Regions from separate parts of the Mus musculus genome. Here region 1 is linked to region 2. A link is a contact called in ENCODE Hi-C data. All regions are on one chromosome and are shown on one strand. The core of a region is the stretch at or near the end of the contact, and the rest is flanking DNA. Distances in the headings are between cores, read along the strand shown.

Evidence for each region. A loop is a pair of places that touch in the nucleus more often than their neighbours do.
Region 1: a loop to region 2 is called in a map of v-Abl transformed pro-B cells, with 4 times the contacts of the local background. The contact joins the promoter of Med21 here to the enhancer-like site in region 2. A Hi-C loop is called at or near these places in 3 of 37 maps with a recorded cell type or tissue (CH12.LX and v-Abl transformed pro-B cells).

The regions. Positions count from the first base shown.
Region 1 is chr6:146,640,979-146,646,232 of GRCm38, forward strand. Med21 (mediator complex subunit 21) reads left to right here and starts at 1,601. Exons shown (of 4, transcript NM_025315.3): 1 at 1,601-1,674. The coding sequence starts at 1,633.
Region 2 is chr6:146,406,593-146,412,022 of GRCm38, forward strand. The region is part of intron 9 of Itpr2 (inositol 1,4,5-triphosphate receptor 2); the gene reads right to left. Among named protein-coding and RNA genes, the nearest start is that of Itpr2, 93 kb to the right of the region's middle. Within about 2 kb of position 3,464, at least 1 of the 3 ENCODE cell types and tissues checked has a DNase peak (open chromatin) inside an H3K27ac peak, as active enhancers do.

The sequences.
Region 1 (5,254 bases), core at 351-2,850, 230 kb after region 2:
GAAAGTGACTGGGATCTTCAGGTCCCCTTAAGGGCCCATTCATGTTGATGGGCTATAATGTGATTGACGTGTGCTCTCTTGCCCTGCCTTGTAACAGGCCCGGATTTTAGCACAACTTACTCTACGATGAAGTATCATAAAACTGAGGATGTAGGCAGCACCACCTGCCAAAACGAAAATAAAAGTCCATATCAAAGTCCATAGTTCTGGGAAAGTCTGTAAATGTACTAACCTTGCTTTTTGGTTTCTGTAGTTACACTTCTACCCAACTATTTTTGTTAACTGAGTCATGTCAACTCAAGATACGAATTTTGTGCTAGAAAGTTCACCCTGAGGAAGGCTGGGATCCTGAATACCCAGTATAGTCGATGGCTGGCTAATCATGACTATCTGTTGGCTTAAACCACATCTGAGGAGTCTTCTCTGGTGGATACCTCCCAACCTCCTCATCTGTTATGTCCTCCTCTGTTAGGATTCACCAAGAAGGCTCTCTCACGATGACAGTCCACCTTGATAGTGGACTTCCCAGCCTCCAGAACACTGTAGGGAGTAAACGTTCTTTGTAATTGCTTGTCTGTGCTATTCAGTTGTAGCAACAAAAAACAGGCTCACATACCCACCCACCTCCAACTCCAGAAATGATCATCTTGGAAACTATGATAAACAGTTTGTCTGAGTTCCACAAACCAGGTATTTGCAGATTCAGGACTCACTTCCCATCAGAATATCCCCAGGCTAACAGAAATGACCTTTCTGCTATCACCCTTCACACGGAAAACTGTCAGGAAGCCCCAGTTCTAAATTTACATTCTGAAGCTGATCTTTCTTAAGATCGAACCTGCCTAGACCGGGCGTGGTGGCGCACACCTTTAATCCCAGCACTTGGAAGGCAGAGGCAGGCAGATTTCTGCGTTCGAGGCCAGCCTGGTCTACAGAGTTTGCACCTCCTACCTTCAAATGCTCTTCTTCCTCCTTTTCACTTTACTTATCACCCGTTCCTCATCACAGAGCTGTTTAATGCTTTCCATTTCCCCCAGGCACTCCCACTCAGAATTAAAGCACTAATCTAGTCTCCAGTTGGGTAAGCACCTCCTGCCCCAAACTAATTAGCCACCCTTTTCTAGCCATTTTGATTTCCTGGAGAATGTTAATTTCTCGAATTTAAATGTTGTGAATGGCGGGCTGCGAGTATGCTTTGTGGTATACCTGCAAAGTAAAAGCAAAGGAAAACAAGTGTTCCAGATAAACAAAACAAAGAAACGAACGAACAAAAACAAAACCCCTCACAAACAAAACACATTCCAGGCCAGCCAGGACTACACCGTGAGGCATAGCCTCGTCAGAGCTAACAGACAGAATGGAGGAAGCACCTTCCCTTCACAGGCTCGGTCCAGCGTAAACGCGAACCCGTAGCAGCTCAGCCTGCACGCGTCCCTCCTCCCCCACACCAGCCCTGGATCCCACCCGCCTGACGTCAGCAGGCCCGCAGGCTGGCCCCGCCCCTCCCCGGCAGCATGCTTCCTTAACCACGCCCCTCAAGGAGGAAGGCCTGTGATTGGTCCGGAGGCGTCATAAATTGGCCAATCGCTCGCGCTCTAGCAGCTTTTGCGCACCCTTGCGTGCGTGGTGAACATGGCGGATAGACTCACTCAGCTGCAGGACGCTGTGAACTCGGTGAGGGCTTTCCTCTGCTCGCCAGCCTTGCTTTCCTGACGCGGAGAGAGGAGGAAGGGGCGAGGCAAGGCCCCGGGGAGCGCGCAGATTGAGGTCGCCGCGGGCGGCGCACCCCGTGAGGCCTGGGTCTCACGTAGTCCACAGGGCGGGGTCTGAGGAGACGGGCCTGTCCTGAGGGGAGACCGGGCCGGGCGGCTTGTCCTGAGGGGAGGCGGGACCCGGGGGCCTGTCCTGAGGGGAGGTCGGAGCCGCCAGTCTCTCCTAAGGGAGGTGGGACCCGGGGGTCTCTCCTGAGAGGATGTGGGACCTGCCAGTCTCTCCTGAGAGCCATGGGACCCGGGGCCTCTGGTGAGGTGCGAACTTGAGGAAGGGAACGAGTGGCCGCTAATAAGGAGGGGACCCGACGACGGCCTCTCCTGAGGAGACTCAAGGTCTGCGGCCAGGTAGCCAGGAAGCGAGTACTCAAGTTCCAGGGATGCTTCTAGAACTTCCTTTGTGGGGCAGCACACGCCTAAGCACTTTTGTGTGTATCCCTCCCTCGCGTTTCAATTTCAACCTGCCAAACGGATTTCTCCTGTGATTCCACCTCTGAGGCTGAGACAGGAGGATTGCAGCGAGCTCCGGGCCAGCCTGAGCTCCAGTTTGATAGCCCATCTCAGAAAACAAAACACAAAAGACCACAACAAAGTGTTGAGTGTTTGTAGGTTGGTGTATGAGTGACCAGGGCGTGAGCTTGCCTTGCTTTCTGTAGGCCTTCACTCCTCCCTCCGCTCTTGGCGACTCCAGCACCAATGGTTGGAGAGTAACGTCTAGAAGAGGCCAGATCCTGGCCTCTCCGTTTCTTTGCATTTGTTTAAGTCTGCTTTACGATCTTCCCTAAGAGGCTCTTATAGGTGGAGTGAAGCTCTTACAGCACAGTACCACAGAACAGTGAATGTACACAAGAGGGATTTTTGTTTTGTTTTGAGATGGTCTCACTGTGTAGCTCTGGCTGACCTGCACACTGTGGAGACCAGATTGGCGTTAAAAACAAAAAAAAAAAACAGCCCAGTAATCAAAATCTACAACAAAAGCTCCTGAAAACTGCTAGCTTCTCTAACTTTGTCGCCTCTGGCTGTTATTCTGGCTTAATTGTACATGAATGGAAAACTAAATACTGAGCCTGGAATGGTGACCCACATCTTTAATTCCTGTAATCCCAGCACTTGGGAGGCAGAGGCAGGCGGATTTCTGAATTCAAGGCCACCTGGTCTACAGAGTGAGTTCCAGGAGAGCCAGGGCTACACAGAGAAACCCTGTCTCGAAAAAAAAAAACCAAACCAAAACAACAACAACAAAAATAGTGCAACAGTTTTCCATTGGTAATTAAAATCTCTTAGTGTCATTCTGGTTGTAGTTTGATGTAGAAGAGCCTACACAGTATATGCCTGCTGAAAAAAAAAATCTAAATACCTAGTTCTCTGGACAGTGTTTTTTAAACAGGAATGTTATAACAAGGCTTCTTGGTAATTCATCATTTTTGAGAGTACATTGAAATTGTGTATCTACTAGTGGGAAGACTAGTCTATTCTGTGTAAATAAAGTAGTTTTAAAGTTGAGGGGCTATCTCTTAAATGTTGATGAAGTCACCAAGGTACATTCTGTTTTGCAAAGATTCCCTGGGCTGCCAGCCAACCTCTCCCAAGAAAATACTTTTGTAATTTTACAAGTCTTTCTTGTTTTAATTTAAATTTTTTTGGTTTTACAAATCTTAATAATGCTGTGTAGAAGCTCATCTCCTAAGTATGCATATTCATGTAGGTCCTATAGTTAGGATGTTAAGGATACGATATAGTCTTAGGAGTACTGATAATTGAGTTAATATGTATGCCTACTGTGTCTACAGGGAATGTGTTTACAAAGAACTATTCTAGGAGCTTAGAAAGATGTCATAAACTCAAGAGACTTTTAGATGATGCAAACAAACCCCATATGTGGCTAGGGAGTTACAGTGGATTGTTTTCAGCTCTTAAGAGCTAAAGTAGATTGGAACACAGAGCAATATTAACATTTGTTCTGCCATCTGGAAACTCCATGTTCATTTCTATAATATATACAGTACTTGTCATGGAGTTGGTTTTTCAATAAATATTTTTGAACAGATTAATAATGGGTCTTGAATGAATTTACAAGACAGAACACTAGCTGCTGTATTGAGTAAGCTTCATTTATATTTTTCTTTCTTATGACAGTGCTGCTAAATAGAACACTGCAACTTAGAAAGCCAACCAGGTTAGCTTTTCAATGACAATTCAGAATTTTACATTGAAATAATGACAGCAAAACAATAGAAATGTTTATTGATTGGAAATACTAAATGAGGCTTCAGGGGTTAGGACTAGTGAGAACATATGTTTAGTTTGTGAATGGTGTGAACTTATATTCTCAAATTACTTAAATGCAATGCTTTTTAGTTTTGCTTCTTTTGAGGCAGAATCTTATGTAACTCTGGCTGGCCTAGAACTGTCCACATACTCCAGGATGGCCTCAAACTGACAGATCTGAGTGCCTCTGTCTCTGCCTCTCTTATGCTGAGATCCATCATGCCCCAAAAACAAACAAATTTAAGCAACAAGGTTACAACTTGAATCTTGAAGAATACATTTCTGATAATTTACAGTTTAAAAAAATTTTTGTTTTTCATGTAGTACAAACTGGCCTCAAACTCCCTTACATAGTTGAGGATGGCGACCTTGAACTGCTCTTCCTTGCCTCCATCTGATCATTGGGTTACATGTATATGCTGTTACTCCTAAATTTTTGTTCAGTACTGGGGATCTAATTCAAGAATCATGCCGGGCAGTGGTGGCGCACGCCTTTAATCCCAGCACTTGGGAGGCAGAGGCAGGTGGATTTCTGAGTTCAAGGCCAGCCAGGTCTACAGAGTGAGTTCCAGGACAGCCAGGGCTACACAGAAAAACCCTGTCTCGAAAAACAAAACAAAACAAAACAAACTATACTTAACAAGAATCATGTATGCTAGGCTAGCATCTATCAACTGAGCTGTATCCTTAACCCTCTCACTATTTCTTTATACTTGGCAACTGCTTTGTTCACAGAAAAGAAATCATGCGCTTTGTACGTTACATTTTTGTTGTTAGCATTGGTAGATATATTTGCCAGCAGATTTTCTCAATCTCAGACTACCTTTTAAAATTCTTATTTTTAGCCAAGTGGTGGTAATGCACACTTTTAATCCCAGCACCTGGGAGGCAGATACAGGAGGATCTCTGAGTTGAACCCAGCCTGGTCAGCCTGAGCAGAGTTCAGAACAGCCAGGGCTACACAGAGAAACACTGTCTTTGGGGGTTGGGGCAGGGGAGTACTTATTTTGTTTGGAATAAGTTTTGGCATATGTAGCTCAATACTTACAAAAACAAAAGGAAGATTACTCTTGTTTGTTTTTTTCTTTGATTGAGACAGGTTCTCATGTACCCTAGGTTGTCCTCAAACACAATTCTGAGGGTATCCTTGAAATTCTTATCCTCCTGCCTCCCGATCCTGGGATTACAGGTGTTTACTACCACCATCAGTGCTATGG
Region 2 (5,430 bases), core at 2,214-4,713:
CATTATGTACTATACATAAATCCCATCACAGATATATATTTTTATTTTACATTTATTTATCTATTAACATATATTATATAAATATATTACATTTATATTATATATATATATATATATATGTATATAATCTGTGGGTCAGTAGTGATCCACAACTTGGCAGAATCCGGACTCGCAAGCCTTTGGGCACACCTGTGAGGGATTACCCAGGTTAGTTTAGCCTCTGACCTCGCCAGTGTGGCGGAGAAGAGTCCACTAAAGTAAGAGACAACATTGCTGGGTCTTGATCCTGGACCACCTAAAACTAAGAAGCAAGCTGTTTTGAACTGTGGATGTGGCCAGCCATAGTGAGCTCCTGCCACTGTGACATCCTTGCCATGATGGAATGTAGCCAGAAACAGGTAAACCAGAATAAACCTTCTTTCCTTAAGCTGCCTGTGTTGGAGTATCTTATCTAGTAACAGAAATGTAACCAATGCAAAGTTAGCCAGACTGTATCTAAAGCTGTATCAAAGGGTTACATTTGATGAATTAGAATACTTAGTTCCAGGTAATAGTAAATCCAAGCTCAGAGCCATGGCTCACACATAAGCAGGATGTAAACAGAAACGAGAATCCACCCAACCAAGCCCAACACAAAACAGCTTCTGCCCTTGGCGGTGCTGCCCATGTTCTACCACAGACCATGCCACACTCTAAACCCTATCAAGAGCACCCAGGCCTTTTATTTTAAAGCTTCGGGCCTTGGGAAAAGTCATCCAGTCCCAGAGAACTGGGAGTCCTTGTCTACAAAATGAGGGGGAAACTCTATGATGGAGCCCCCAGTCTGTGAAGCCTATGGCTGAGCCCAAAACTATGGAAATGCATAACTGAGTCCCAAGTCTTTGAAGTCTGACTGAGCCCCAGATCTGTGGACATGTGAGACTGAGCCACAAGCCTATGGAGACCCATGATGTCCACAGGTCTGTGTGGGTAAAAGTCACACATCCCTGTCTTTGTCTGCTTGCCAGTCATCTCCATCAGTCAGCAAAGCACAAACTAATAATGTTAAAAAGGGAGGGAGGAAAAAAGATGACATGGGCCGTCACTGTGGGCCTGACTGGGTTTACAATCAGAGAGGTTTACTGAGGAGGGAAGACAGTCCTGAATGGAGCAACAACATCTCACAGACTGAAGAGCTCCAGGCTGAATAAAAAGACAAACTGAGATCGGCACCAGCATCCATCTGGCTCTGCTCCTCGGGGTGACTGCCTCAGAGCCCTGCCACCTTGTCGTCCCCACCAAGATGGCCCATAGCCTGCAACTGTAGCAAAATAAGCCATTTCTTCTTCTGTTGCTGTTGATAGTATTGTGTCATGGCTGTGAGAAAAGTTACTACTAGAGAGAAAGAAAAACACCCAAATAAACTTACAGCCACATGCATTCACAGACATTAGCTGTAAACAATAAATTATGCACACCTCAAAGTCTACTACTTTGTCTCTTCCCCAAATATAGTAACAGCCGTAGTTATCAAAGTAATTAGTGAATGATGCATAAAGAAGAATGTTGCTAAAGAAGGAAGAAAAAGTTGTGCTAAGGCAGTTCCTGGATATTTTAGGACTTTAAAGGAAAATATTTCATGATGCTAAAAAACTGAATTGTCAGGGCCCCCAATGGAGGAGCTAGAGAAAGTATCCAAGGAGCTAAAGAGATCTGCAACCCTATCGGAGGAACAACATTATGAACTAACCAGTACCCCGGAGCTCTTGACTCTAGCTGCATATGTATCAAAAGATGACCTAGTCGGCCATCACTGGAAAGAGAGGCCCATTGGTCAGGCAAACGTTATATGCCCCAGTACAGGGGAATGCCAGGGCCAAAAAATGGGAATGGGTGGGTAGAGGAGTGGGGGGGGGGGGGGCTTTTGGGATAGCATTGGAAATGTAATTGAAGAAAATACAAGAAAAAAAAGAAAAAAAAAGAAAAAAACTGAATTGTAAGTCAGGCATGGTGGAGAGAGAGAGAGAACTTTTGTAATAAACACTAACAGAGCATCTTTAAGGAGAAAACTTTGTGGCCTGTGCTATTTTAGGCAAGACTCCTATCCCTGGCCACCAACCCTGTGACCTCAGAAGGAAAATAAGACATAAATAAGGTCAGCTATACTACAAAGCAGAATTTGACCAGAGCTAGGAGAAAGAAATGAATAATTTGTAAATAACATAGGTCACAGGAGGGATGGAGTGATCTGTGATGAGCTAATTTATATAAGAATTATTCCTGAAGGCTGGAGAGATGGCTTAGTGGTTAAGAACATTGACTGCTCTTCCAGAGGTCCTGAGTTCAGTTCCCAGCAACCACATGGGGGCTCAAACCATCTGTAATGGGATCTGATGACCTCTTCTGGTGTGTCTGAAAACAGTGACATACATACAGTACAGTATACTCATATGCATAAAATTAAAAAAAATAATTATTCCTGGTGTTCAAGGAAACCATTAAAGGGCAGGTTGAATTTTAATCAGGAGATAAGGGAGAGAGATCACCACAAGTAAGAGAAGTAGGACTAATTTGAGTTTGCAGAACCTCTTGTGTGATGTTTCTTTAAAAATGCTTTTGAGAGTTCATTCATTTAACTTCACAATTCCCCTTCTGAGAAATGTTCTTAATCCTTAATTCTTCACAGATGAGATGTGGGCTACTGACGGGAATGTCACACAGAGCCATGTGTGACAGGTCTGAGGAATGCAAGCCACACCCCAAGAGACTGCAACATCTCCTCTCCTGCCTCCAGCAAACAGAAAGGTGTGAGCCAAAACAGAACGACTCCACAGATAGGCTCTTATGCTGAAGGAAAGATTTCCCGGGACCTCAGAGGCTTTTAAGCTAAAGGGAAGATCATGCCGCACGAAAGAGGCTGTTAAATGAATGATGTTTACATCAGTCTTATATGTTTACAGTCATCAGCATCTAAGTGTAGAAACTGCCATGGAAAGATATGCTTATCTTGATTCCCAAGTTGTGATGCCTATAACCGGGGAGGAGAGGTGTCACTGTGGGGAAATGACCCGAGTTCTAAGAATATTTCATGCATTTATAAGACCGTGAGATAGCCAAGATCAAATTCAGGGTCCACAAGGTGGAGAGAGTGGATGAGAGAATGTAGTGGTTACTGGCAATATCGACAGGTAGCCTTCATCAAAACACACAATTAAAGTGCAGTGTGCAGAAGAGAAAGTCAGGTCGCCACAAGAGTCTCGCTAACTGTACCGAGTCAGATGCAGGATGCCAGCAGTCTTACACTCACACAACAGAAGGAAACAGACTGAAATCACAGAAGCCCATGATTCACGCTCATAGTCTTGCTTTCTAGTCCTTTGGGGGTGGGGGTGAAGGTGGGGGCACAAGTGGGTTCCTGAATGCAGGTGCAGTACTTGTAGAGACCAGAAGAGGGCACCAGACCCTTTGGCAACCTGAGCGAGGAGCGCCAACCACACTGCAGGTCCCAGGGATAGCCGTCATCTGCTTAAGCAATCTCCCAGCTGAGCCATTTCCCTAGCTAGCTGCTGTTGTTTTGCTTTTGGGGTTTTGTTTTAGTTGGTGTTTGTTTCTTTTCTTTTTATTTATTTTTTTTCTAGAAAGTGTCTTCTATGTGGGCCTCAGACTCAACTTTACAGCTGCTGCTGCTGCAGACAATCCTGGCCTCCTGCCTCCTCACTCTCAGAGCATGGGACGCCAAGACTGTCCTCTTCCAGCACTTTAGTGGTTTTTTTTATTAACTGTTCCTAGGAGTATTGGAGTTAGGAAGTAGGGGTTTAGTGCCATCTAGTGGACGCTTGACCTAGTTACAAACAAATAAGCGAGCCCATTTTCTTCACTGGGGTGTGTGTGTGTGTGTGTGTGTGTGTGTGTGTGTGGTGTACATCACTCACTTCTTTTTTTAATTGACACTGTATTTCACTGGCTTAGAGCCCTCCTGATGGGCTAGGCTGGCTGGCCACAGAGCCTGTCTCCATTTACCCAATGGTAGGATTACAAGCACAGGCCCCCACGCCTGGCCCTTCTCAGGTAAGTCCCGAATGGCAAGAACCCCGTGCTTTCAAGGCAAGCAGCTTATTCACTGAGCTCTCCCCAACTCCCAAGTAAGCTACTCTAGAAGGAAATATGACAGCCAGGTGTGGCGGCACGCACTTGGAAGGTGAGGCAGGAGTATCAGGAGTTCAAAGCCAGTCTCTGAAAAATAGCAAGTTCGAGTCCAAACAAAATGAGACCCTGGCTTGCCAAGCCAAAGGCCATGTGAAATCTTTAACAAAATTATTTTACATTCTTTGCTTTGTCTTGCTTTGGAAAGAAATACCAAGTTGTTGCTTTAGTGACTGAGCTCCACAGTGTGGAAATGTCTGAAGCAGTGAATGGGGAGCAGAGATGCCCGAGTGTTGCCCTTCCCACGGGGCAGGATTGGTTCCAAGGCTGTGTTAGCCGTTCCTCAGATGACGTTGTTTTCTCTCCCACAGGCACGGTCCCGAACTTAAGGTCTCTAAGTCACAGCGTCTGCACAGTTGTACAGTCCGCATCTGCCACCTTCACCTTGACTGACTAACTCATGTGTCCCAAGGAAGTGACATTACAGAGAGACAGGTGACAAGTCTGCAATCACATAAAGTCCAAATGTCTGAATTACCCGTCCTGTAATTAAATGCTTATTTCTACATTTCAACCCTGGTTTTCTGGCCCTCTATGTTTCTGGAAAGTTAATCTGCATCTTCTAACACTGTGTGGCGAGTCTCCTCATGCTGAGGAAGGGCATCTTTTAACCTCGGCTACTCATGGTCTTGCAGAATAAAACCCACGTGTATCCTCCAGTGCTGTCCTAAGCGTTGATGCTTTCTACATTCACCATAATGTAGAGCCTGGTCTTCAGTGGCTTACAACTGTGCATGCTCGGTGTACAATCGCTTGCTGAAGCCCCACTGCGCATGCTCGGTGTACAAGCGCTTGCAGAAGCCCCACTGCGCATGCTCGGTGCACAATCGCTTGCTGAAGCCCCACAGGAAGTGCTCTGCTTGCCTTGGACTCTGTTTCTACAACAATCATAAGCTCATCGTGTTCTTCTGAATGACTTAACTTCATAGCTGAATGCTGGTTTAACGGGTTGTGCCTGGGAACTGTGATCATAACACTGTAGGGTTTCTTTCTCTTTTCTGTTCTTAGTTTAAAGTTGCCTTCTTTAAATTTACTGGTTTTAGCATGTGCACTGATGCATGATGGAAGCCATCAAACGGTAAGAGCCCGCAGCTCAGTGGTGTGTTACATGGTTCCCATGGGGACCGCAGGAACCTGAGGACAGTAACCACACCTTAACACCTGTGCCCCCAGCACCAAACCAGGTCAGCGCTTCCACATAGTAGGCATTCAGTAAGTGACCTCGAAATTTCAGATTAGTGAGGATCA